Linked DNA regions of Mus musculus: all the other regions are linked to region 1. Evidence: chromatin loops called from intact Hi-C (ENCODE). Cell type or tissue: left cerebral cortex. All regions are shown on one strand. Region 1 holds the start of Pdxdc1 (pyridoxal-dependent decarboxylase domain containing 1). Region 2 overlaps Marf1 (meiosis regulator and mRNA stability 1). Region 3 holds the start of Ifitm7 (interferon induced transmembrane protein 7).

Region 1 (8,000 bases):
ATATGTAAGATATCTGATATATGATTCCTGTGGGAGGTCACAACCCACAGGGTGAGAACTGCTGTACTAGAGGAAAAGATATTGAACTTTCAGAGGATGAATAGCAAATAACACTGTGGTTCTATAAAGTATGCATGGATCAGATGAAGTGGGATCACTCAGAACTACTCAAATAGCTCTCAGTTTTATATTAAAATGTAGAATCTAGCCCAAATTAGCCTAATCCTCAAAGAAACTGGACAATAGACATAATTTAGTGTTTCACTTCAAACTATTTCTCAGAACACGAAGTCATCTAAATTAATATTACAGAAATTATTCGCTATATTTAAAGTTTTCTATTACTTCATGGAATATAAAAATAAGAGCCCTAGCTTTTTTTTTTTTTTTTTTTTTTTTTTTTTTTTTTAAAAACAGGGTTTCTCTGTGTAACCCTGGCTGTCCCTCACTTTGTAGACCATATCGACCTCAAACTCAAAAATCTGCCTGCCTCTGCCTCCCCAAATGCTGGGACTAAATTGTGTACCACCACCTGGCTGAGCCCTAGCTTTTAAAACAAAACATTTATAATTTTCACACTGGCCTAAGGCAGCAACTTTCAGCCCACATATTATGAATTCCTCAAAGTTCAATGCAATTAAAGTTCCATCCTAATGCATGCTGGAGTTTCAGTACCTCCTTAGATTTTCTTTGGAGGGCTTAAAATATTTTACCATCACTTAATATACAGAAACATACCATTTACACTAGAGTTCCTACCCACTTTTAGTTTTCAGATACTCTCAAAGGAAAGATCATCTTTGTTCTTTCAGGTTTCTAATGAAATGACTTAAAGCCTTGTAAAGAAATGGGAAACAGAATATTTTCAGCATCATTTTGTATTCAGCTACTGGAGTTACACACACAATCTCAACTAGTTCTCTGAGCTTCTGAATCGCTGATCGTTTCCCGATGTGCAGAATTAGCCTGTGCAACAGAGAATACTCGAAAGTATGCTTGGGTTCTTCTTACTAGGCCCCAGCAGTACCTCCCTTGTACTCCCAGGACTCTAGTTTAAAACACCTCCAAAAGCTGCTAAATGTCCCTGGGGAACAAACCTAACCCAAAGTTGAGAATCGCCATTCCAAGTGAAGCTCATGGTACCAAAAAGTCGACACTATGCTCGTCAGAAGAATCAAGGAAAAAAAACATCTTTTTCTCTGATTGCTTTCCACCCAATTTATACTTGAAATAGCCGAGGAGCAAGATATGCCACTGTGTGCACATGAAGACATCTGGCTTAATTTCTACAATTACTGCTTTCAACAAGTCCTGTAATATCAGCAGTTTGGGAGGCAGAGGCAGGAGGATCACTTTAAGTTCGAGACCAGCCTAGTCTACAGAGAGTTACAGAAGAGCCAGGGTTACTTTCACAAAACCGGGGACTGAACAAGGAGAGATTGAAGAAGGGGGCGAGGGTTGGTGGGGAGGATGGAAGGAAGGATTGATTTCACTTGTAGGGAAAGCTAGGTTTTTACATCATACCGGATAAGCAGAATTTCGAGAAGGGACAGAGAGAAAAGACTGGGAGGACAGAACGTTAGGCACTGAAAGCACAGTCCATGAAGAAACCCAAGGACCTGTTTGTTCTCAATAGCCAGCCCTTAGATGGGAACAATTAGAGTCTATTTAACATGCCCGAGTAGGTAGCCAGATCCATCAAGCTGCTGTTGCCCCAAGGGGTGAGCAGGGCTAGACACAGGTTCCCATGGACTTGGAATTGACCTGAAGTCCTCTCATGATTCTCACTCAGAAAGAGGAACCCAAACGTAGTGAGACCAGCTGGGACCACCTCCTCTTCCCAGCCCCCAAATAAACTCACCAGTTACAGAATACCCAACCCTTTCTGGATACCAGGGGTTCTAGTCTGGGGTTTGCTTGCTACAGCATCGGAATCACGTGGGGAAACTTCTTAAACTCTACAAACTGAGTTCCCGCCCACCCGAGCTTGAGACCCGAGGCTGCAAAGCCATGTTTTCACCAAGGTCCCCAGGTGATTCCTACGCCCGCCAAAAGTTACAATTTGTCTCCTAACTTGGAAAGCACTGAACATCTGTGGCTTTTGCAGGGGCCTCCGCGACAACTAGGACTTCTTCCCGTACGCTTCTGGGGCCCACACCGATTGCTCCTGTCACCCTACAGGACCAGCGCGGGTTCAGGCCGGGTCCTACGCCGAGCCTCGGTAAAGCCAAAGCCGGCTCCGACAGCGCCGGGCCCACCTCCCCTCAGCCACCGGGCCCCGTGACGTGGCCCGGCCCGGCCCGGCCCGGCCGCCCTCCTCCAACGAGACTCCTTAGTCCTACGGGGAAACCAGTCGCCCCGGTGGCGAAGACCCGGGACCACAGCGCCGCCCGCTCCTTCCGTACCTTCTCCAGGGACGCGTCCATGGCTGAGGCGTCCGGTGCTGGGCCCGCGGTGCTGGGCACTACTTCCGCCTCCCGCGGCCCGCAGCGGTTTCCACGCTGGCAGCGCTGACGTCCTCCCCGCCCGCAGCCGGCGGGGCGGAGAGGAGGAGGAGCTGCCCCGCAGCGCGGCCCGCAGGTATCCTGCGGCTTGCTGAAGGCGGGGCTAGGCCCGTCGGGTGGGCGGGGCCTCCCGGGGCGGGGCCTTCTAGGCTTCCGTACTTGGGCGTCACGCCGGCCGGTCCTAACGCTGCTTGGTGGCAAGAACCCCGTCTATAGGGCGGTCCAACTTGAAGCCTGTGACGACCGTCGCAATGAGATATCCACCAGGTAAAATACTATCGACTCAGCTGCACGGCCCAAGCCAGGCTTTCAAGTCCTCCGCCGTCAACACCGGTCAGGAATGGAGTAGTTATTTACCTTAGCAGCCTAAGACCAGCGCTCACCCTTGCGCATGCGCGGGATGATGTATTTTGTCAGCTCTTTCCTCAGAAGTCCAGACAGAAAGGAATTCGAGGCCGCTGTTCTGGCGTCCTCCCTCATGTCACAATGATGGCTTGTCGGAGGATGGGTAATAATAATGATAATAGTAGGTCTGTTGCCTTTCCATTTTATATCAGAGCAGAAATTTGATATGGAGGTCATTATTATCCGTTTTAGGTTTAGTCCCTTGCAGCCCGGCAGTACACCTCATTATTCCCGCTTCACACCCGCTAGGTGGGGGTAGTGCGTTTTTAGTGAGTAAGAGCCCGTGGGATTTGTTTCCTACATTGCTCCACTACTGATGGGTAGGTGAAATGGGATCTTACCACCATTGTGGTCAGTGAAACTTCCTGCACAGAAGTCTGATGATGCTAAAAACCACAAAGCTATCCCTACCCTCTCTATTTCTTATGCAGCATGCTCCCCCAAACCCCCAGGTTGGGTCGGGTTGTCAGTGTAGTAATTATCTGCAGGCGGTCTCTACTTTGTATTTGGATAAATGGCCTGCTTGTGTTGTTAACATTTCCTAGCAAAGAAATCGTGTGTGCTGCTTTTGAGTGACTCTCCAGTTAACTGGAAAAAAAAAAAAAAAGTGATGAAATAGTGCCTTTTTTTTTTTTTTCCTTTCTTTTTTGGTTTTTCGAGACACGGTTTCTCTGTACAGCCCTGGCTGTCCTGGAACTCACTCTGTAGACCAGGCTGGCCTCGAACTCAGAAATCCGCCTGCCTCTGCCTCCTGAGTGTTGGGATTAAAGGAGTATGCCACCACGCCTGGCTTGAAATGGTGCCTTTCAAAGACTGAAAACTGATGTGCTCCTGCTTGAACAAAACAATGTGTTATGAAAATTTCCAAACCTGTAGAAAGGACAAAAGAATTTCGGTGAACAGTCATGTGCCCATTAGCTAGATTAGTTGCTATTTTCTTCTTTTTTTTTATCACATGTGTATTCAGATAACTATCCATCAATATTTGTGCTGGTACATTACAACTCTGAACACTTCAATATTATTAAAGACTTATTTTTTTTAGGCAGAGGTACAAGAAGTGTCTCCTCCTCCACCTCATGATTTGGAGGCTAGACTAGGAGAGATGCCGAAGTCCAAAACAACTTGGCTTGGTGACTCCAAACCAAACAGCTAAGGTGCTGATGGTAATGGTGGTTGCCACTAAGTCTGATGGACAGGGAGAACCATCTCCTGCAAGATGCTCTCCGACTGGCATATGCGTGCTTACACACTCACAATTTTTTGTAAGCAAATAGCAAAATAAAAACAAGCAAACAAAAACAGTGCACAGGCTGTAGAGATGGCTTAAGAGGTAAAGGCCTCTACCACTAAGCCCGGACTGAGTTTGATCCCTGAGACTCACAGTGGAAAGAGTAACAACTCTGGAGTTGTCCTCTGACTTTTGCATGTGGCACACATGCACACACACACAAGAGCTCACAAAATAAAAATGTAATAAAGATTTAAAAAAAGAAGCTCATAAATGTAACATTATCTCCAAGTAGTTAAAAAGTAGATTCAAGCCAAGCCTGGTGGTGCATGCCTTTAATCCCTGCACTTAGGAGGCAGAGGCAGGTAGAGCTCTGTGAGTTCTAGGCCAGCCTGGTCTACATAGAGAAACAAACCAACATCCCACCGCTACCCCCAAATAGACTCAACCTGTACAGACATATGGCTTGTATATGGTGAATGTTTACATCATTAGTATTTTTGAGTTAGGGTCTCACTATGTAGCCCTGGCTGTCCTGCTGTTCATTTGTAGACTGACCTGCCTTGAACTTGAAGCAATCCTCCTGTCTCCCAAGTGGTGTAAGCTATCACAGTGAAGTAAGAATTTCCTTGAGGGCTAGAGAGATGGCTTAGCAGTTAAAAACAGGATTCAATTTCCAACACTCACATGGCAGCTCACAGCTTTCATAATCTTTAGTCCCAGTGGAATCCAATGTACTCTTCTGGCCTCGACTGTGCATGCAGGCAAAACATCAAACACATAAAAATAATAGATAAAATGTTAAAAAGAGATTTTTCTCCAAGAGTAAACCAGAAGGAAACAAAGGAGGGGGGTATGTAGGTTTTTTTTTTCTTTAAATTCCACAACATAATTTTGCTGTGAGCTGAATTATTACAGCCATATTGTAAATAAATATTTTAATCTTTAATATTAAAATAAGCCAGTGATATACACTGATTCACTACAGCAATGCAAAAATGTGGGGTTTGCTGCCAAGCCTAATGACCTGTGTTTAATCCCCAGACCCTACAGTGTGGAAGGAGAGAACTGACTCCCTAAAGTTACCCTCTGACCTCCATACACACTCAAGAACGCGCGCGCACGCGCACACACACGTCAAATAAATACATATAACCCGATGTTCTTCTAAAAAATGATAACTATCAAAAGCTGTGAGGGATGAACAAGATGAATAAAGATATAGATGGAATTACTATTGTCCTCCGCTTTATTCTAAGAATAAGTAGGCGTTTGGGGAAAGGGCTGAGTGAAGACAGCTTTATTCCTATTATTATTTTGCCAGGGGTTTTATTTGTTTTTGAGACAGAGTCTAAGTAGCCCATGCTGGCCTCTAGCACTCTTTTTGCCTCAGCCTCTCAAGTCTTGGGATTACAAATATATGCTACCATGCTCGGCTATATAGAACTTTAAATGTAGTATTTAGATGTAAAGAAACTCATGTATGTACATATACCATGAATGTAGAAGTGAAAATGTCTAGGGTACAAAATAGACTAATAACAAGTGGGAAAGGAAGAATAAGGGTGCAGAGGGAAGTATGCTCAAAATATATCATTTTTAAATTAGTTCCCAACACCTACATGGCAGCTCACAACAGTCTGTAACTCTGTACCAAAGTATATCCATTTATGTTACTGTCTTAGTCAGGGTTTCTATTCCTGCACAAACATCATGACCAAGAAGCAAGTTGGGGAGGAAAGGGTTTATTTGGCTTACACTTCCATACTGCTGTTCATCACCAAGGAAGTCAGGACTGGAACTCAAGCAGGTCTGAAAGCAGGAGCTGATGCAGAGGCCATGGAGGGACGTTCATTACTGGCTTGCTTCCCCTGACTTACTCAGCCAGAGATCGTCCCACCCACAAGGGGCCTTTCCCCCTTGATCACTAATTGAGAAAATGCCTTACAGTTGGATTTCATGGAGGCATTTCCTCAACTGAAGCTCCTTTCTCTGTGATAACTCCAGCTGCGTCAAGTTGACACAAAACTAGCCAGTACAGTTTCCTAGTATCATGTTTTTTTTTTAAAAATAGACATCAATAAAGATAAATATGAGAAATTAGTGAGTGTAAGAGTTGTTCCTCACAATCAGGTGATTATTCCTCCAGCAGTCATTGACTGCCTGTAGTTCTCCATCAGTTCATGTGACATTGTATTACAGATGTTCCATCTGGGGCTGGGGACCCCACAGTCACTTATTCTCTGCATTTTGACCAGTTATGGCTCCCTGTAGCCTTTGCTGCAGAAAAAAAAAAGTGCTTTCGATAAGGGTAAGAGCTATGTTTGCCTGTGGGAATAACTATTTAGAGTACAGTTAGAAGCTGTATTGATTTAGGAAATTGGCAGTAGTGGGTCCTCCTCTAAGGTCTATTACTTGTTCAGCCACCAGTAGTTGTTGAGGTTTACAATACAAGGTGCGAGTTCCCTCCTGTTGAACAGGGCTTAAGTCCAGTTAGACAGCTTGGTTATCCACAAGATATAAAGATTAGCAGCGTCTTCCTAGGCTGGTCGCTCTGGTTTACCTGCTTCACATTTCTGTAGGACTCTTGATTGCATTTCTCCCTTGGCAGCTTGCATAATATCTTCTGCTACTCTGAGAGCTGGTCCTGAGGGAGGAGATGTCCAAGTCAATTCCAGCTGATTCCTTCAGCTTCTGTGTCTAAAGTGTGTGGTATCTCAGAGGCAATCGAGGGCAATGGCAAACCCTGTAGTGTTTCAGAGGTCTCTTAGATACCCGTGACCAACAACCTAAAATGTTTCCCTTCCTCTTTCTGGTACTGGGGTTTCTTTAAATAATTTATGGCTCCTGAGGGAAACGTTATCACCTCATGAGCAGTCACTCTATCCAGAAATATGTGTGTGATTATACTCACTTTTTTGGTTTTTCAAGACAGGGTTTCTCTGTGTAGCCCTGGCTGTCCTAGAACTCACTCTGTAGACCATGATTTCCTATGGCTTTTTCAAACATCTTTAGTGTTATTTTTTTTAAACCAGAGGTAAAAGACCACTACAATGAAAATTTTATATTTTTGAAGAAAGAAATTGAAAAAGATACTAGAAGATGGAAAGATCTCTTAGGCTCATGGATTGGTAGAATTAATATTGTAAAAATTACCATTTTTCCAAAAGCAATTTACAGATTCAGTGTAATATCATTCAATAAAAATGATAGAAATAGAGCAACATCATAAAGCTCATATGAAGTATAGAAGGCACTGGAACAGTGCTGGAGTTTTTTGTTTTTTGTTTTTTTGTTTTTTTTTTTGTTTCCCCATTCTTTTTTTTTTAATTAGGTATTTTCCTCATTTACATTTTCAATGATATCCCAAATGTCCCCCATACCCACCCCTGTGCTGGAGTTTTATTAAGTTATTCAAGTTATAGTACAGAGTTACCATTCTAATTTAACTTTCTGTTGCTAAAACAAAGACCATGGTCAAATGCAGTTTGAGGAGGAAAAGATTTATTTAATCTTACATTTAATAACCAACACAGGAACCTGCATGCTCTTGTTTACCATGACTTTCTCAACCTACTTTTTAAACCACCCAGGACCACCTCCCTACAGGTGGCATTGCTCATAATGGCCTAGGCCCTCAATCATTAATAATTTAAAAAAATGCTTCACAGGGCTAGAAAGATGGCTCAGCAGGTAAGAGGACTGTAGTGGTTATTCCTGGTTGTCAACTTGACAATATTTGGAATGAACTACAATCTGGAATTGGAAGGCTCACCAGTGACCCTTATCTGGAGGCTTGGAGATCCTTATCTGGATCTTGGTTTGAAGATCTTGAGCCATAGTGGCTATGGATTCCAGAA
Region 2 (8,000 bases), 200 kb after region 1:
TACTCTAGACCATGTGTGATAATAGGTTACATGGGAGTCCTAGAATAACCACAATAAAAAGGTGAGCACAAAATGGGGACTTAGCACCACAGAAATCCAGCCAAAGGGGTCTCTACAGCTTTCCTTGCCAAGGCTATGTATGTGCAGAGGCCCTCTTTGCTTCATCTAGTTCCTAGAAATCTTGGACCTTTGTTGGCTTCAGTGTGCCCATCCCTACCCCTGTCTCCAGGGATTCTCCTCTGTGTATCCCCTCTCATCATGAGACACCACTGATGGAGTTTACGGCCCCCTAGCTCAGTCTGACTTCATTAATCTTATGCAAAGCTCCTACTTCAGTTAAGACCACATTCTAAAGTCCAGGCTGCTTCACTTAGACTTTTTGCTGTGACAGAATATCTGATACAAACACCTTAAAGGAGGAAGACTTCGGGTTCAAAGTCTTCAGATTGATCTGTTCATGGTTGTTTAGCTCTATATGTTTGAGCAGGACAGTTTGGCAGTGTCCAAATGTTGGAAGAGCACCACACTTCACTGTGGGTAGCAATGCCTGTCTCATCTCACTTCCCACCACTAGTCCATTTGGGATCCCACAACTGTAAGATGGGGTTCAACCACATTCAGGGTAGGTCTTCTTGCTCTGAGAACACCTTCATAGACACACTTAGAGATATGCCTTATTGATCCCCCAGGTACCTCTTAATCCAATCAAGCTGATATGGTGAACCATCACAGGTAGACATGAAATTAGGTCAGATTTCTTATCCAACTTCTTAGACTCCTTCACACTCTAACTCAAAACACTGAGACCACACAGAGGGCTTTGTTGTCCCTTCCATATGGAAAACATAGCAAGCCAAGGGGCCGAGAACCAATTCCTCACAGATATCCTGCCTTCAGTACTTACCCCACTAAGCTCCCAGCATCCAGTACTCCCACTGAGTTCCTAGAAGACCTGTATTATAGTCCTGCTATTCCTTTACTGGTTTTGAAAATGAGTATCTAGGGCCAGTAGGATGGTTTCGTGGGTAAAACTACTTGTCACATAAGCTGATAATCTAAGTTTCATGCCCATATCCCACTGTTACTTTTATAGTGTTGTGATAAAACACTGATCAAGGAACTGATTTTTAAAAAACATTTAACTGGGGTTATGGTTCTAGTTCATGGTGATGCAGTGAGGCTTTGCAGCAGGAGCAGATGAGAGAGCACATCTTGAACCACAGAGGAAACAAAAAGCACACTAGGAATGGGAGGGGTCTTTTGGAACCTCAAAGTCCACATCCAGTGACAACTTCCTCCAGCAAAGCCACACCTCCCAATCCCTACCCCCCCCCACCCCACCCCCCAGAGACAGCCACCAAACAGGAGCCAACCAGTATTCAAAGCCACAAGACTTATGGGGGACATCTCATTCAAACTACCACACCCACCTAAAAGCCCAGATGAAATAGAAGGCCTTTGCAATCCCAGCACTCCTACAGGAGAGGAGAAGCAGGAAGAAGATACCCAACCGGAAGCTCTCTGGTCAGGGAGCCTGAAATACACAGCACAGCAGGCAAGAAAGACCCCGTCTTAAGAGAGAAAATTGCCTCTTGAAAGTTGTCCTCTGACATCCAGTGGGCAGCTTTGCACATGTGCATGCACACACACACAGTGTGTCTCATATACAAAACTATAACAGCTGACAAACATCTATTTGGGCTTTAAGCAGGACAGAACCAGATGAAAATGAGAGATGATGATCTTGGATCACCAGGGTTACACAAAGCTGGGGAATCTTGAAGATCATGGGACCCTCCACACCCAGACTTGATCCTTCTGGAAGGCATCAAGGAGGCTGGTAACAGGAATCCTACTCGTGGCACTAAGTACCATACACACATCTCCCATCAGGCAGATCCTATTACTGTCCTCACTGCACAGGTGAGGAAACGGCAGGACTCCATAGTTGAATCCTATGGCAGCTAGTGGGGGAATCACCTCTCATTGCTCATGTTCCTCCCTGACAGTCCTTTCTTCTTACTGCATTTATACACATCTCCCATTTAAACAAATACCTCTCTGCCCTCATTGCCATCTTTCTCAGCATCTTCCTAGCTTTCTTCTTTAGAGGCGGCCATAGACATGCCATGTCCATCTTCCTAATCTCCAGTTGCCTCCTGAATGCATCTGTTTTCCTTCTGGGGCTGGGACTTGTACACGTTAGTGCTCTACTACTGAGCCACTGGCAAACTTCTTGAATCCATTAATCTGTCCTTTATGCTGTCTCAAAGCTACCTCCTCTCATCAGGAATACAAGCTTGTGCCTAGGTTACATCAGGCTGGTGCCCATCAGTCGGCCTCATGGTCTCTGGTGCCTGGGAGAGACATATATATGCTTTGCCTCAGTCTCTAGGTGTGCGTCCTACCTCCCAGGAGCACCTCTCTCCAGCCCCCTTTATTTTACTTATTTAATTTTGAACTTTTCATTTTTATTTACAGGTGTGTGTGTGTGTGTGTGTGTGTGTGTGTGTGTGTGTGTGTATGTTGCATGTATACAGGTAACTATGGAGGCCAGAAGAGGGTGTCAGGGTGATATCTCCGTGGAGCTGGAGTTATAGGAGGTTTTGAGCTGGAAACTGAACTAGAGTCCTCTACAAAATGACACTTAACTGCTGAGCCACCTTTCTGGCTTCTTACATGACCTCTGGTCAGTTAAACTGAGCTCCTAGACCAGCTTGACCACAGGCTGTTTTGGACTTGTAACTGTCCTCTTCTTTCCACTTTAATGCAAGACTTATAGACTTTCTACTCTCTGCTAAACCTTCCTGATGCTTGGGGATCATCACCAGACCTGATCTTTTCTCTTTTCCACTTCTCAAACATCTTGGATAGCTAGCTACACTGCTAGACTTGTTTTTCGACCTGGATATCCCTCCTAAACTCAGATTTGGTCTGAATCAACACTGGAATACAACGTGCACATTAAAGTAACACATCCTAAAACAAGGATTGGCAAGCTGCCATCTAACGTATGCCCGCCTCTGGTTGTAAATAAAGTTTTTTTTTTAAACCTTCGATCTTATGTGTATGCGTGTTTGGCCTGCATGTATATTTGTGCATTACCTGCATGCAGTGCCTACAGAATCCAAGAGGGTATTAGATTCCCTGGGACTGGAGTTATGACGGCTGTTACTGCCATGTGAATTGATCCTAGGTCCTCTGGAAGAGCGACCAGTGTTCCTGACCACCGAAAACCTCTCTTGCCCCCATAAATAAAGTTTATTAGAAAAAAGTCAGTTGCACTCAGTCACATATCATCTTTAGGTGCTTCTGTGATAAATGGTAGAGCTGAGTATTAAAGAGCGCACGGCCCCTGAGTCCTGAAATATTTACTCTCTGAGACTTAAGATGAAAGCAATCAACTTCAAGCTGATAGGATGGCTTAGCAGGCCAAATTCTTGCTATACAAGCCTGATGACCTGAGGTGGAGCCTCTGTAGAAGGAGAGAACTGATTCCTGAAAATCCTCCTTTGATCTTCACACTCATATTGTATCATGAGAATATCCCAGCCCCAACTGTCCCCCTACACACTAATAAATCTTTGTAAAAATCAGTTGACTTGGTCTAACTTGTTACTAGGTTTCTTCTAAGTATTTCCATGTTAGGGAAGGGTATCCCCTGTTCTCAGCTGCCCAAGGTTATCTATCCTAGGACATGTCCTCTTGTCTTTGACCTATTACTCATTTCTATTCAATTGCTATGTCTCCAGCACCTACGTCATAAGTATCTGGAGAGTGTGTACCCTCTCCTAGGGTAGCCACTGTCACTGTTTTATCAACTTTCATCAACTACAACCATGTGTTAACCCTTCATTACTCCTCTCTCCACAGCAGCCTACAGATTCTTCCTAAGCTATTTTTCTGTGGAAAGAAAAATCAGTACTCTTCTATGCAGCCTACCCTCCTTCTTGTACCCTGAGCCTTACCTCCTGACACCGAGACCACAGACTTCCTTCAGTTCCTTGGCTCCTCTTAACACCCTGTCTGTTGGCATGTCTCCTAGACCATTTCCCCTGCCAAGGACATCTCAAGTTCTTCACCAGCCAGCCCTTCTTCCCACGTCTCTACCTCTAGACAGATCGTGCTGTGCCTAAAAGCACCGATGTAACCAGGTCTGCTGCTTGATACCCTCCTGGGCCTTCCCACGGGCACAATGGGAAAGTCCAGGGACCCGGGCCAGCTTTCTTACAATCCAATCCTTTTCTACACCCTTTTCCCAGTCCTAGCTTCATACTGACTTAAGGGGATAGATACAAACTAAGCAGGAGCTGCTAGAGAAGAAAGCCCGTGCAGAGTGAAGCCCAGTCAAAAGCTTCCTTTCACTGCGCTGCTGCAGGGCCGTCATCCCCAGTTGGTAGATGAGGAAACTGAGGTCCATCATCCCCAGTTGGCAGATGAGGAAACTGAGGTTCGGGATGGAGACGTGATGAACTCAAAGTCATATAACATGGAAGTGATGGAGTTGGGTTCAGGCACCAGAACTCTTCAGCTGTCCTGCACAAGGCAGCGGGTGAGCAAGATGGCTGGGTCAGAGTGCCGAGGCCAGCTAGCGTAAGAAACAAACATCAGGCATGTTTCAACTTGTGGATGTGTGAGGTAATTCCCTTGGTCAATGTGGTCCTTGGTACGTGCTGGGAAATGGATTATGTGAACCTTGTATCCTAGTGAGGGAGACAGATCAGTGCGGAACTTGGAATAACTCAATCTCCTTGCAAAATAGGGTTAGCCAAAGAAAGGGACTTCACTGTGGAGCTATATTGCTCAGATTAAAACTCCAATGATCCTCCCCTTGAGTGAACCCAGGTCTCTCTGTATTCATTTCTCCATACCTCCAGTATCCAGCCTGAAAGACACAGGCACAAGGAGACTAGGGGGAGCTTAGAGTCAAGTATGTGATACATGAACCTGCCACCAGCAAACCAGCATGCAGGAAACTAGAAACAGGAAGGCTGCTGAGCTGTACTATGGTTCTAACAGAGTGGGTGCTGCTCTCAAGAGGTAAGCAGGAGGGATGCTGTAGGGGACCACAAATAATAGCACTCTGTAAGCCAAGGCCATGCCATGTGCTTTCCCAAGATTCCTGTACCTCCCCAGGGCTGGATCCATGATGATCTCTGAGCCGTAGCATCTGCTAGCATAGGATTTGCCACATCTCTAGGTTCCCATCCTTTGTGTGATAGGACACACAATTCAGACTCCTCTTCTCCCTATACACCAGGATCCAAAGCTGCGTAGGGTCTCAGGACATAAGGCAAATTTTCCAGCATATATATGCGGGAGGAAGTGAGTTTCTACCATTGGAAGAGACTGATCCACGAATTAGATGTTCTTTCTCCAACAGTCCCACCACCCTCTGTATCCCTACTACCCCACCAATTTCCTTCCTGCTCAACTAAAACACTCTAGGTCAGCGGTTCTCAACCTTCCTAATGCTACAAACCCTTCAATACAGTTACTCACGTTATGGTGACCCCCAACCACAAAATTATTTTGTTGCTACTTCATAACTGTCTACTTGGCTGGCTTATACTTTCAGAAGTTCAGTCCATTATCACAGCAGTAAGTATGGAGCAGGCAGGCAGACATGGTGTTGGGGGAGTCAAGAGTTCTATATCTACACTGAAAGGAAGCCAAGAGCAGACTATGTATCCTGTGGCTAGGAGGAGGTCTACACTCATAGTGACACACTTCCTCCACACCTAATAGTTCCACTCCCTGGGCCAAGCATATTTAAACACAACTGTAATTGTGTTCATTATGAATTGCCAGATATGTAAGATATTTGATATATAACCCCTAAAGGGGTTGCAACTCACAGGTTAATTGATAACCGCTGCTCTAGGTCCCTTCACACTTCAACAAAACTCAAATCTCCCTCTCATATTGAGAACTTCCAAGGGCAGTCAGTCAGCTTCAGACCCCACCTGCTTCCACACAGAAGGCTCTTTAGGGAAGGGTGCAGCCTTTTCCCCGCCTTCCTCCTTATGGACCATATGTCTATGTAATGTTTGGGGTATCATGAACAATTGTTTTCTGTAGTCCTGCTGTGGAATTAAAAGGTGTAGAGGCTGTGGGAATGTGGAAGGAGACCTCACACTCTATAGAGTTCAGATTTTCTCAGAAAGAAATCACAGGAATGAGAAGCTGGGAAGGAGTCACATACACACATACACACGCACACATGCAGGCCAGAGATCAACATTGGGTGTCTTACTACTCTCCACCTTAGTTCTGGGGCCAGGGTCCTTACCTATAGCTAGGCTGACTGGCCGACCTGCTAACTCTGACGATGTGCTTGTTGCCCCCAGCACCAGGATTACAGGCCTGGCTACCCTGCTTAGCACTTTAGGTGTGTGCTGGAAATCCACTGGGATCTCATGGTTGTGCAGTCAGCACCTGACCCACTGAGCCATCTTTCCAAGCTCTTCAACATTTTGTGCAAAACTCTGCTATGGTAAAAGGAGTTTTGAAGGCACTGTCCAATGGTCATTGGAAGTGCATAACACTGATTTTCCCACATCTTACACCAAGAAGCAACTTGTCTTGTTCTTCCCAAGGGGTAGAGATTGGGGTGGAGTGGGGACTCCATAGCTCAAGCTATATAGGCAGTCCTTCCTTCCCAGACTTGCTAATGGGAAAGCAAGCTTATCAAGGAGCAGAAACCAGACACATATACAGTGCATGTGTTTCATAGGGAGACCTAGGATTCAACCCAGCTCTAACTGGCAGCTTCTCTTCCACTTGAGGAACAGGTTGCAGGGCTGGAAAAATCCAAGTTGTATTCATATGGCACCAACAGTGCAGTCTCCTGTTTCAGCCCTCAGCATCCCTTAAATGCTTTAAATGAAGTAAGCTTACCTCACTCACTGGCCTACAATTTTCTATGTTGCTGACAAGACTTTCCAGTCCTCTTGCCTCCACCTCCAGAGTGCTGAAATGACAGATGATTTATATGGTGCCAGGAACTGAACCCAGGGCTTTGTGAGTGCCATGCAAGCACTCTTCCAACTGAGCTACCCACAACTCCAGCTTAAATGCATAATATTTCTGGAGAGATGAAAAGCCAAGGTCACCCAAAATGAGCTGACTAGACTGGTTTATAATCCCACCCACAAACAAAAGCACTCATTACAGATGATTGCTCATAAAGTTTATTGACAACTGTTTGGTCCCAACACACAAACAGCACTTGAACCTCCCCGCCCCCTCCACCCCCCAAAAATGTTCAAACAAAGTAGACAGTTAAGAAAAACTTGTCCCCCAAGCCTCATCAAAAGCAAACAGTATAAGATGGGAAGATGGAAAGGGGATTCTGGTGATAACTTTTGTCTTTTCAACAGATAAATTTAATCTGGTACATCCTTCCACGCAGAAAAAGTGTCTCATCATCTCCACGTGCATACATCATAGCATCATTATCTAAGCCTCTGGATGATGAAATAGTGATTGGACTGGCCACTGTGGGCACACCACACTCAGCGTGCTTCCAATCAAGTCTTCACATCTTTAAATAGTAAGGGTTAGTCACACACACTCCAAACATATGGGCAACTCCAGCAAATGGCAAACACATACCCGTTCACTGTACACAACTATTCTTTGCTGCCCATAGAACCTGACCTTTGAGATGACTCCAAGTAACTTTAGTGGCATCTAGTGTTTTCAAATCCATAATCCCTCTATGCTTGCAAACCTGAAGTCTGAGCAGGCAGGCTTAGCCATAGGATATCTGCAAATAAGGCAACTCACACTCTCAACACCAACTCTATTATACGGCTTAAAAGCCTTAAAGAAATTGCACATGTGCCATTTTGCTTCCTATGCACTAAAATCGCAGAGGAAGTGCCATGAGGCCTTAAAGAGGAAGTGCTATCAGGCCTCAGAAAGAAGTGCTTCCAGGCCTGCACAGAAAGTACCTTCAGGCTTGCACAGAAAGAGTGGCAAGCCTGCACAACATT
Region 3 (8,000 bases), 82 kb after region 1:
TTTAGTGTTAACCAAGGTCAAGAACAAACAGGATCTGGGTGCACAGGCCTTACATTCTAGCTCTTGTAGAGGCTGAGTCAAGACCATCAAAAGTTCTAGATTTTTCTAAGATACACAATGAATCCAAAGCCAGCCTGGGCTACATAGTAAAATGCTAAAAGAAGAAAGAAAGGAAAGAAGGAAGGGAGGAAGAGAGGGAGACAGGAAGGAGAAAGAATAGAAAAAAATAAAAAACCACAAAAAGATATTTGTTGATGGGTCCCAAACAATTTAAACATTACTGAGCATGTGGAAAGATTCGATGTTGCACATTCCTGGTGGAAAAGTAGAATGTTTTGGCAGTTTCTCAAAAAGCTAAACAGAGAATTACCAGATGGTTTGGGAATTCTGCTTCTAGGTACATATCCCAAAGAAAATAAACAGGTACACACACACACATACACACACACACACACACACACACACACACACACTGCTATAGACAGCGCTTATACTAGAACTAGTCACAGTAGCTAAAAGGCAGGAACACTCAACTGTCCATCAATGGCAGAATGATAAATGAATTGTGACATAGCAAATAGTATTCAGTCATAAGGGAACTACAGGAGCACATGCTTCAATGTGGATGGACCTAAAAAAGAGTGGATGAAACCAAAACAGGTAGACACAGGAGCCCACGTGTGAAGGCGCCTTTCCTATGAAATACTCAGAACATGAATTCTTAGGAGAGGAGAGCAAGAGTGGTTGCTAGGAACTGGAGGAGAGCGGAAGGTGACAATACAGCTTCCTGGGTATGGAGTCTCTTTAATGGGTGGTGAAGTGTTTTAGAATTTAGAATCAAAAGTGCACCCTCTTCAAAATATCTTTTCATTGTAAAATACTGAAAGCACTCTTCCATAGTGTCTGTCCGGCTTTTTCTTTTTTTCTTTTTTTTTCCCACAGCACATGCACTTTATTGAATGAACAGATATGCAAGTGTAACATTTGCATATGTATGGGGTAAATGGTCAGGACTAAGACTAGGGTTTGGGACAGCGATAGACAATAGAACACATAGCAAGCCCGGAAGGCCCCAGAATCTGTTATCTACTGTGAGATGCTACAAGATGGCTACCTTCTAGTGGCAAAGAAAGTGATGAAGAGGATGACCATGACGACGGAGAGGATCAGGCAGCTGATGTTCAGGCACCTGGCAGTGGAGGCGAAGGCCTGGGCCCCAGTCATATCACCCACCATCTTCCTGTCCCTAGACTTCACAGAGTAGGCATAGGCTATGAAACCCAGGCAGCAGAAGTTCATGAAGAGTGTATTGAACAGAGACCAGACCACATAATCAGGCTTGGAGATCTCAGGCATGGTGATTATGGTGGTTGTCGAAGAAGTTGAGGTGTGGGGTGTCCCCATTACAACCACCTCATGCTGATCCTTAGGCATCTCTTGGTTTTTGAGGCTGGAAGAGTTGAGAATAAGGAAGGAATGAGAATGGTGGTACAAGCTGAGAAGTCCAGAGCCCTTTGCGCAGTGGCCTTTTCTCCAACAGGGTCTGTTTCATCTGTCCAGCTTTTTCAATTGTGTTTTTCTTAGTTGCCTCCTTCATACACTGTGTGTGTGTATGTGTGTGTGTGTGTGTGTGTACAGGAGGAGTTCATGCCATATAGAAATCAGAAGATAGTTTATAGGAGTTAGTTCTTTCCTTCCATCATTTCTATCATATGGATCCCAGAGAGGAAACTCAGGTCATCAGACTTGGCAGCAAGATCCTACCCACTGAGCAGTCTCGCCGGTCCTATTTATTTATTTTTGAAACAAGGTGTTGCTGTGTAGCTCAGGCTGGACTTGAAGTCACAACCTTTCTGCCTCTTCCTCCTGAGATCAGGGCTTACTGGCTTGTCTTATTTCAATTCTTTACCAAAGAACTATTTTTATTTTGTATGTATGGGCATTTTGGATGTGTGTCTGTGCACATGCACTCAGTGCTCTTGGAGGCCAAAAGAGGCATTGGGTCCCTTAGAACTGGAGTTGCAGAACATTGTGAGCTGCCATGTGGGTGCTAAGAATGGAACCCTGGTTCTCTGCAAGAGCAGCCAGTACTCAGAATAGCTGAGACTCTGGCCTCTTTGTTTCATTTCTTATGCCTCATTAGTAAATAAAATAAAATAAAATAAAATATTATTTTTATGCTTTTATGTGATTAGGTTAGAGCCTCTCAGAAGTGACCACATGGTGAAACCCCATCTCAATTCAAACTCCCAAACAAAACAGAACAAAACTTGTTGCTATAATCTAGGTTTACATTTTAAAACTTTTTGAAGCTGTTTAGGAGTTCACTGTAAACAATAACCTTTTTAAGTGGTAAAGTCATTTTCCTGGAAAACTGGACTGTTTCACATTTCCAACTCATAAAAATAGACACCAGTGTCCCAGGTGGCATCAGAAGATAACTATTAAACAGCACACCAGCATCCCCTGACCTAGAGCCTTTTTGTTCCTCTCCCTCCATACAAAATATAACTACAGTTAAGGTGCTGCAGAGATGGCTCAGCAGTTAAGAGCAGTCATGGCCTTGGCAGATGACCCAAGTTTGGTTTCCTGCAGCCATATCTGGTGGTTCACAACTGCCTGTAACTCCAGCTCCAGGGGATCCAATACTTCTGACGGCTGAGGGTGCTTACATTCACATAAACTTCCCCACATGCATCCCAGCTCATGCACATACATATTTTTTAGGCTCTTTAAATATAACTAGACAAGGAAATCAAGACAATAAGAGGCAGAATCCGAATTCATACAGTCTAGCCTGATTCAAGGGCTGATGAGGTCCCCGGCAGTTTGGAGATACGGTAAGTGATCTCTCTGTACCTCAGTTCTATCTTCTGTAAAGCAGACAGGAATGGAGTGTGAGGTTTCACAGAGACATTGGGAAATGGTCTATGTTTAGCAGTAATTCAAAAAGTAGTATTAACTTTTATCAATAGCTGCTGATAACACTTCATTCGTTCATTCATTCATTCATTCATGGTTTTGTGTAACCTAGGCTGCTATACAAACACCCTACATATCCAAGGATGAATTTGAATTTCAGATCCTCTTGCCTCTTCTTGTGTGCTAGAATCACATGCCTGGTTCATGTAGTTCTAGGGATAGGACCCAAAGGCTTTGTGCATATTATGCAAGTATTCTGCCAACTGAGCTGCATTCTCATCCCTTAACTTTATATTAAAACCAAAAAGTGTGCATGTGTAAGCCAGAAGTTGGTATAAGGTGTCTTGGGGCAAGCAAGCCCTGGGGTTCCTCCTGCCTTCACTCCTAGCATTGGGACTAGAGCTGTATCTGCTCTTTTTTTGTTTGTTTGTTTTTTGGGTTTTTTTTTGTTGTTGTTGTTTTTGGTTTTTCGAGACAGGGTTTCTCTGTATAGCCCTGGCTGTCCTGGAGCTCACTTTGTAGACCAGGCTGGCCTCGAACTCAGAAATCCGCCTGCCTCTGCCTCCTGAGTGCTGGGATTAAAGGCGCATGCCACCACGCCCGGCTGTATCTGCTCTTTTAATGCCTGCTCTGTCCTGTAGATCAGACTTGGACCCTCATGCTTAGGCTGTGAATGTTATACCAATTGAGCTCTGTTGCCAGTCCTGACACTGGTTTTTTTTTTTTTTTTTTTTTTTTATTGCTGTTATGTTTGGTCACAATTATTTTCCAGGTTTGTAAAGATCAGTGTTCTGAACAGCTTTGTTGGCCTTATATACAAAATATTTGCTTCTCTTGTTCCTTTCCATACAAATGCACAGGATTGACACAGGTGTACATACACACACACACACACACACACACACACACACACACACACACACACACACACGTAGCTGCTGTCCCCCTTTTATATTCAAAACATGCACATAACTGCAAACAACAGAATCTGAAAGCAGCGGTCCATACTTGGGCTTGTCTACAAAGAAGGATCATCACATCTACAGATACTGTTCTGGCTCACCAATCACGCTTGAAACCTACCAGCCCTCTAACAGATCCCCAGTCACCCACAATGCTAGATCCATCCACAGAAAGCCTATCTACTGGTTTCAGTGTGGGCAGGTGCCTTATTCTTGTTTCATTTGGGGGTGATTTTATTTTAGTTGTTTTTGTTTTTGTTGTTCTAGAGAGTTTATCATCTGTCCCTCTTTCTCCCTACCCAGCCCCCAAACCTCCCCCCTCCAGCTTCCATTGCGCATGTGTTATGCATCCCTCCCCCATCCTGGGTACCAGTTGGGAGCTTTCAGGTGCTGGAGATTGAAGAGATGGAGCAGCTTCCTCAGCAACGCCGGGCCCATTAAAACACTGCCGATCTGAGCTGCCTTCCTCCCCGCAGCCTTCAGCAGGGATGGAGTGAACCAGACCCCTGGACCTGCCCGCGGGGAACAGCAATGGAGTTAAAGCAATCTCTGTCTGTTCATCTGGAAGCCGAGAAGCCTCTCAGGCGTTATGGGGCGGTGGAGGAGACAGCATGGAAAGCGGAGGGACTGGGAAGTGAGTGTTCGGGCAGGGAACGGGTGGGGACAGTTGGGGACTCGCGTGCTGAACTGGGGCCCCCTAGAGCAGACCGGAACGCAGGCTGGCAGACGGGAAGCGCCCCCGCAGCTGGGCTTCCAGTGTTGCACAACAGCAGTTTGTAGGTTCTCCCTACAAACAAAAGAGGGGACCCTCCAGGGCTGGGCTGTACTGGGAGGCTCCTCTGGAAATCGCGAGGCAGCTAAGCTAGGAGTCCAGCTGTACTGGACTAAGGAGTCCGAGATCCGGCAGCCGGAGGCAGCTTTTGCGAAGGACCGTCTTTCCTGCATCCCAGGAGGAGGAACGCTAGAGTGTTAGGATGCTTGAGGGCGCAGGAGCCAAGGGCAGCTTTGAAAGCCCCACATACAGAAATGGGGGAGTGTCTGTGTGCTCTTTCAGCCTTGAGGTTCAGAGCATAGCTGAAATTCCAGCATTGTCCCACCTCCTCTTGGGTCAGAGGAGAGATGAAAGAGCAGGCAAAGGGCAAGGTTAGCGCTGTGCAACCCCCCTCCCCCACTCTGTTAGCTCTTGACTCAATGATACGATTTGGTTTGGTTCAGCTCTTGAAAGCGGTTTTGAAGCAGACCTCTGTACTTACTGGCTCTCTCTTTGGTGTTTTGGTATCAACAAACATCTGTAAATGAATCCAAGACTTTTGCTTTCAATTTGTTGGACACAATACTTGAAACTCTGCAAACAGTGGAGGCTATCTGGAAAGTCTAAGGTCATTGATGTCCCTGACTCTAGGAGCTTCCAAATGTCCTCCACTCTGCCTCCTGTTCTGGTATGGCTTGCCCAGCAGACCTGGTATAGCCTGCAGCCCTCTTGCCTTCTAAGGAACCCTAAAGCTACCTGCTCTGACTGGGTCTCTAGGCTTAGTGCTCTTCCCCAGCAGCAGCCATTGAGCTACATGTACTTAAAGCATTGTCAATCAGCTCCTTTTCTACCTCACTTGGGAGAAAGTGTGAATGTGTGAATGTGTGTGAATGTGTGTGTGTGTGTGTGTGTGTGTGTGCACACTCGCGCACATGCCTTTGTGATTGTTTTCTCCATTCTTGTAACTATGGACTCAAGCTATATTGTGTTTCTATTTCAAGTTCAAATGTCTTCGTTCCTGCTATAATGGGTGTTCTGATGCTTCCAACCTCTTTCTTTCTTACATTTTCTTTCTCCTTTTAGACCTAGGTCCTTTCTCCTGCTTCATCCTTCCTAAATCCTTTAGCTTTGGCACTTTGAGGTAACCTAGAGGTTGCAGGTCTGTGGTTTATACGCTCTAAATAATACCACCCATGGCTGCCTTGTATTGTTAGATTGCCATGTTCTGAAAGCTTCAGAAACATCTCTTATTTATCCCTGGTACAACCTTGTGTGGCACTGTAGTGCTTTTTACATATATGAGAAGGCGGGGGCTTGCTAGGTAACTCAAATGGAAATGATGGAACCAGGATTCAGACCCAGATGAGTTGGACTCCATACATTTCTCATGAAGGTTAACTGCTTCCTGGGTCTGTTTCAAAGATGGTTGGTAATTTTATAATCAGATAGTAGCCATGTTGATCCCTGAAGTCCACAGTGCTTGATAGACAGTTGGGTCCCCATAGAGTAGAAGCCACGTAGAGTCAAGGAACCCCTGGTTTGACTAGGGCTCTGGTCTTTGGCTGACAATGTGACAAGATGTGTTTCTGTTCTCTACATTTGCTCTCTGAAAATGGGGATAGTAATATTGTATACCATGTGGCTTTCTATCATGAATATCAAATAAGATGGTGTGTGCAAAGCTCAGGTAAATTCTCAGGACATGGCTGTTTCAGGAGTTCCTCTATTTAGACATTCAAACTTAGACATTCAACTGCATAAAGCAAGCCTATGAGTTAAAACTGCAATATTGGGCATAGCTCTGTGAGTTCTAGGCCAGCCAGGGCTACAAAGTCAGACCCTGTCTCAAAACAAAAACCCAAAGCAAACTAAAATATTGAGCACTTCCCTAAAGCATTCTCTCCTCTCTCTCTTCCCATCTTTCTCTGCCAGCCTCTCCCCATCCCACACATAAACAAGGTCTCATACAATCCAGACTGGCCTCAAACTCTCTATAGCCAAGGATGGCCTTGAATTTTTCTGCCTGTCCTCCCAAGCACTGAGACTCAGGTGTGTGCCAACACACCCAGTTCCTTCTCATTTTCCTGCTTTTTTGGGGGGTCCAAATTTGAGCACATATTGAAAACTGAGGTAAGAATTCACTTTAAACCACATTAAGTCCCTGAAAATTTTGTACTTCTGAGTCCTGACTGTAGAGGCCCTGATCTTTTTGCCCCAAACCACCATGATTGAGACTTGCTTCTTGTTTCAGTGCCAGATCAGTTTCTTATGTGCCTTGGCACAGATCTCCAAACCAACCCCCAGCTCTTTAAGCTATTCACATTTGAAATCCCAAAGCAGGAATCCAGGGACCCACTTTAGATACTTGACTCTGGCAAGTTTTGGCATTTTAATTCCTGTCTCTAATCAAGCATTTTGGGATTTTTGTTTATATGTAAACATCCTCTCAATTCACAAGGGATTCATAGAGCTATCCAACAGGTCTGAGCCTCTATTCATTTATTAATTAAGTCTAGAAATTAGTAATACTGGGGCTATGGCCAAATACCTGCCCAGGCAGTACTGTGACACCAGACATGCTGAAGAAGGAAAGAACCCATTAAAAAGGTTCTACTTCACTTCTGCATGTATTTAAAGATTTTTCTCAAGAGCGCAAGAGGGAAAAGATGGCAGACTTGTTTGATTTTTAGCTGAGAGTGTATTAACGGCTTCCTTTCAATTCAGCTAGAGTATTTAGAGTAGAATATTTATGTCCTCTGACTTATTTATAGATAGGGTCTTATGTAAGGCTGGCCTCCAACCTGCTATATAGCCAAAGATGGCCTTGTAATGTTTTTACATGTGTGTGTGTATACATACTATGTAACACATGTAGAGGTCAGAGGAAAATTTTTAGAAGTCAGTTCTCTCCTTCCATCAATCAAACTCAGGTCATCAGGCTTGGTACCAAGTGTTCTTGTTGGCTAAACCATCAAATTAGCTCTTGACCTTGAATTTCTGATCTTCTTGACTCTACATCTAAGTTTATGGGTATGCACCACCATCCTGGGTTTGCAATGCTGGGACTCAAACTTGGGGTTTTGTGTATGCCAGGCAAAGTGCTCTGCTAACTGAGCTATATCCATCTCTCAACTACAGCATTTATTTAACCTACTAGCATTCTTATTTGTGGCATTGTGCTACTGAACATAAGCACATGAATGCTGCACAAGCACTCTTATCACTAAGCCACATTTTAAAGTCATCTAGGCCTTGAACCTACACTATAGTCCAGGTAGGACTTGAACTTGGAACCCTCTTAGGCCTGTACCACCTGCTACTACATCAGTTCAAATTTTTAGATGAGCAGATGTGATGTACAATAG

The links. A loop is a pair of places that touch in the nucleus more often than their neighbours do. Peaks named below come from ENCODE experiments on the same cell type or tissue, not always from the same donor. Only the 100,000 strongest peaks of a DNase experiment are listed, where the experiment ranks them.
Region 2: it touches region 1 in a loop (2.9-fold over the local background); 10 of 42 quality-filtered maps call a loop at or near these places.
Region 3: a loop joins it to region 1, with 3 times the contacts of the local background. A loop is called at or near these places in 2 of 42 quality-filtered maps.

The regions. Positions count from the first base shown.
Region 1 is chr16:13,900,510-13,908,509 of GRCm38, forward strand. Pdxdc1 (pyridoxal-dependent decarboxylase domain containing 1) reads right to left here and starts at 2,636. Exons shown (of 23, transcript NM_053181.3): 1 at 2,406-2,636. The coding sequence starts at 2,426. It also overlaps a transcript of Mpv17l not described here. In left cerebral cortex, a CTCF peak has its summit at 3,148; DNase peaks (open chromatin) are centred at 2,059, 2,694, 2,868 and 3,116; H3K4me3 peaks cover 2,220 bases; H3K27ac peaks cover 1,538 bases.
Region 2 is chr16:14,101,996-14,109,995 of GRCm38, forward strand. Marf1 (meiosis regulator and mRNA stability 1) reads right to left here. Exons shown (of 27, transcript NM_001081154.2): 27 at 7,171-8,000. It also overlaps a transcript of Bmerb1 not described here. Among named protein-coding and RNA genes, the nearest start is that of Marf1, 53 kb to the right of the region's middle. In left cerebral cortex, no CTCF peak of the experiment used is centred here; DNase peaks (open chromatin) are centred at 3,023, 4,084, 6,969, 7,578 and 1 more place.
Region 3 is chr16:13,982,376-13,990,375 of GRCm38, forward strand. Ifitm7 (interferon induced transmembrane protein 7) reads right to left here and starts at 4,492. Exons shown (of 3, transcript NM_001270718.1): 1 at 4,255-4,492; 2 at 1,115-1,450. The coding sequence starts at 1,434. Bmerb1 (bMERB domain containing 1) reads left to right here and starts at 4,262. Exons shown (of 6, transcript NM_144518.3): 1 at 4,262-4,518. The coding sequence starts at 4,416. In left cerebral cortex, no CTCF peak of the experiment used is centred here; DNase peaks (open chromatin) are centred at 4,236, 4,641, 4,795 and 5,319; H3K4me3 peaks cover 2,200 bases; H3K27ac peaks cover 1,627 bases.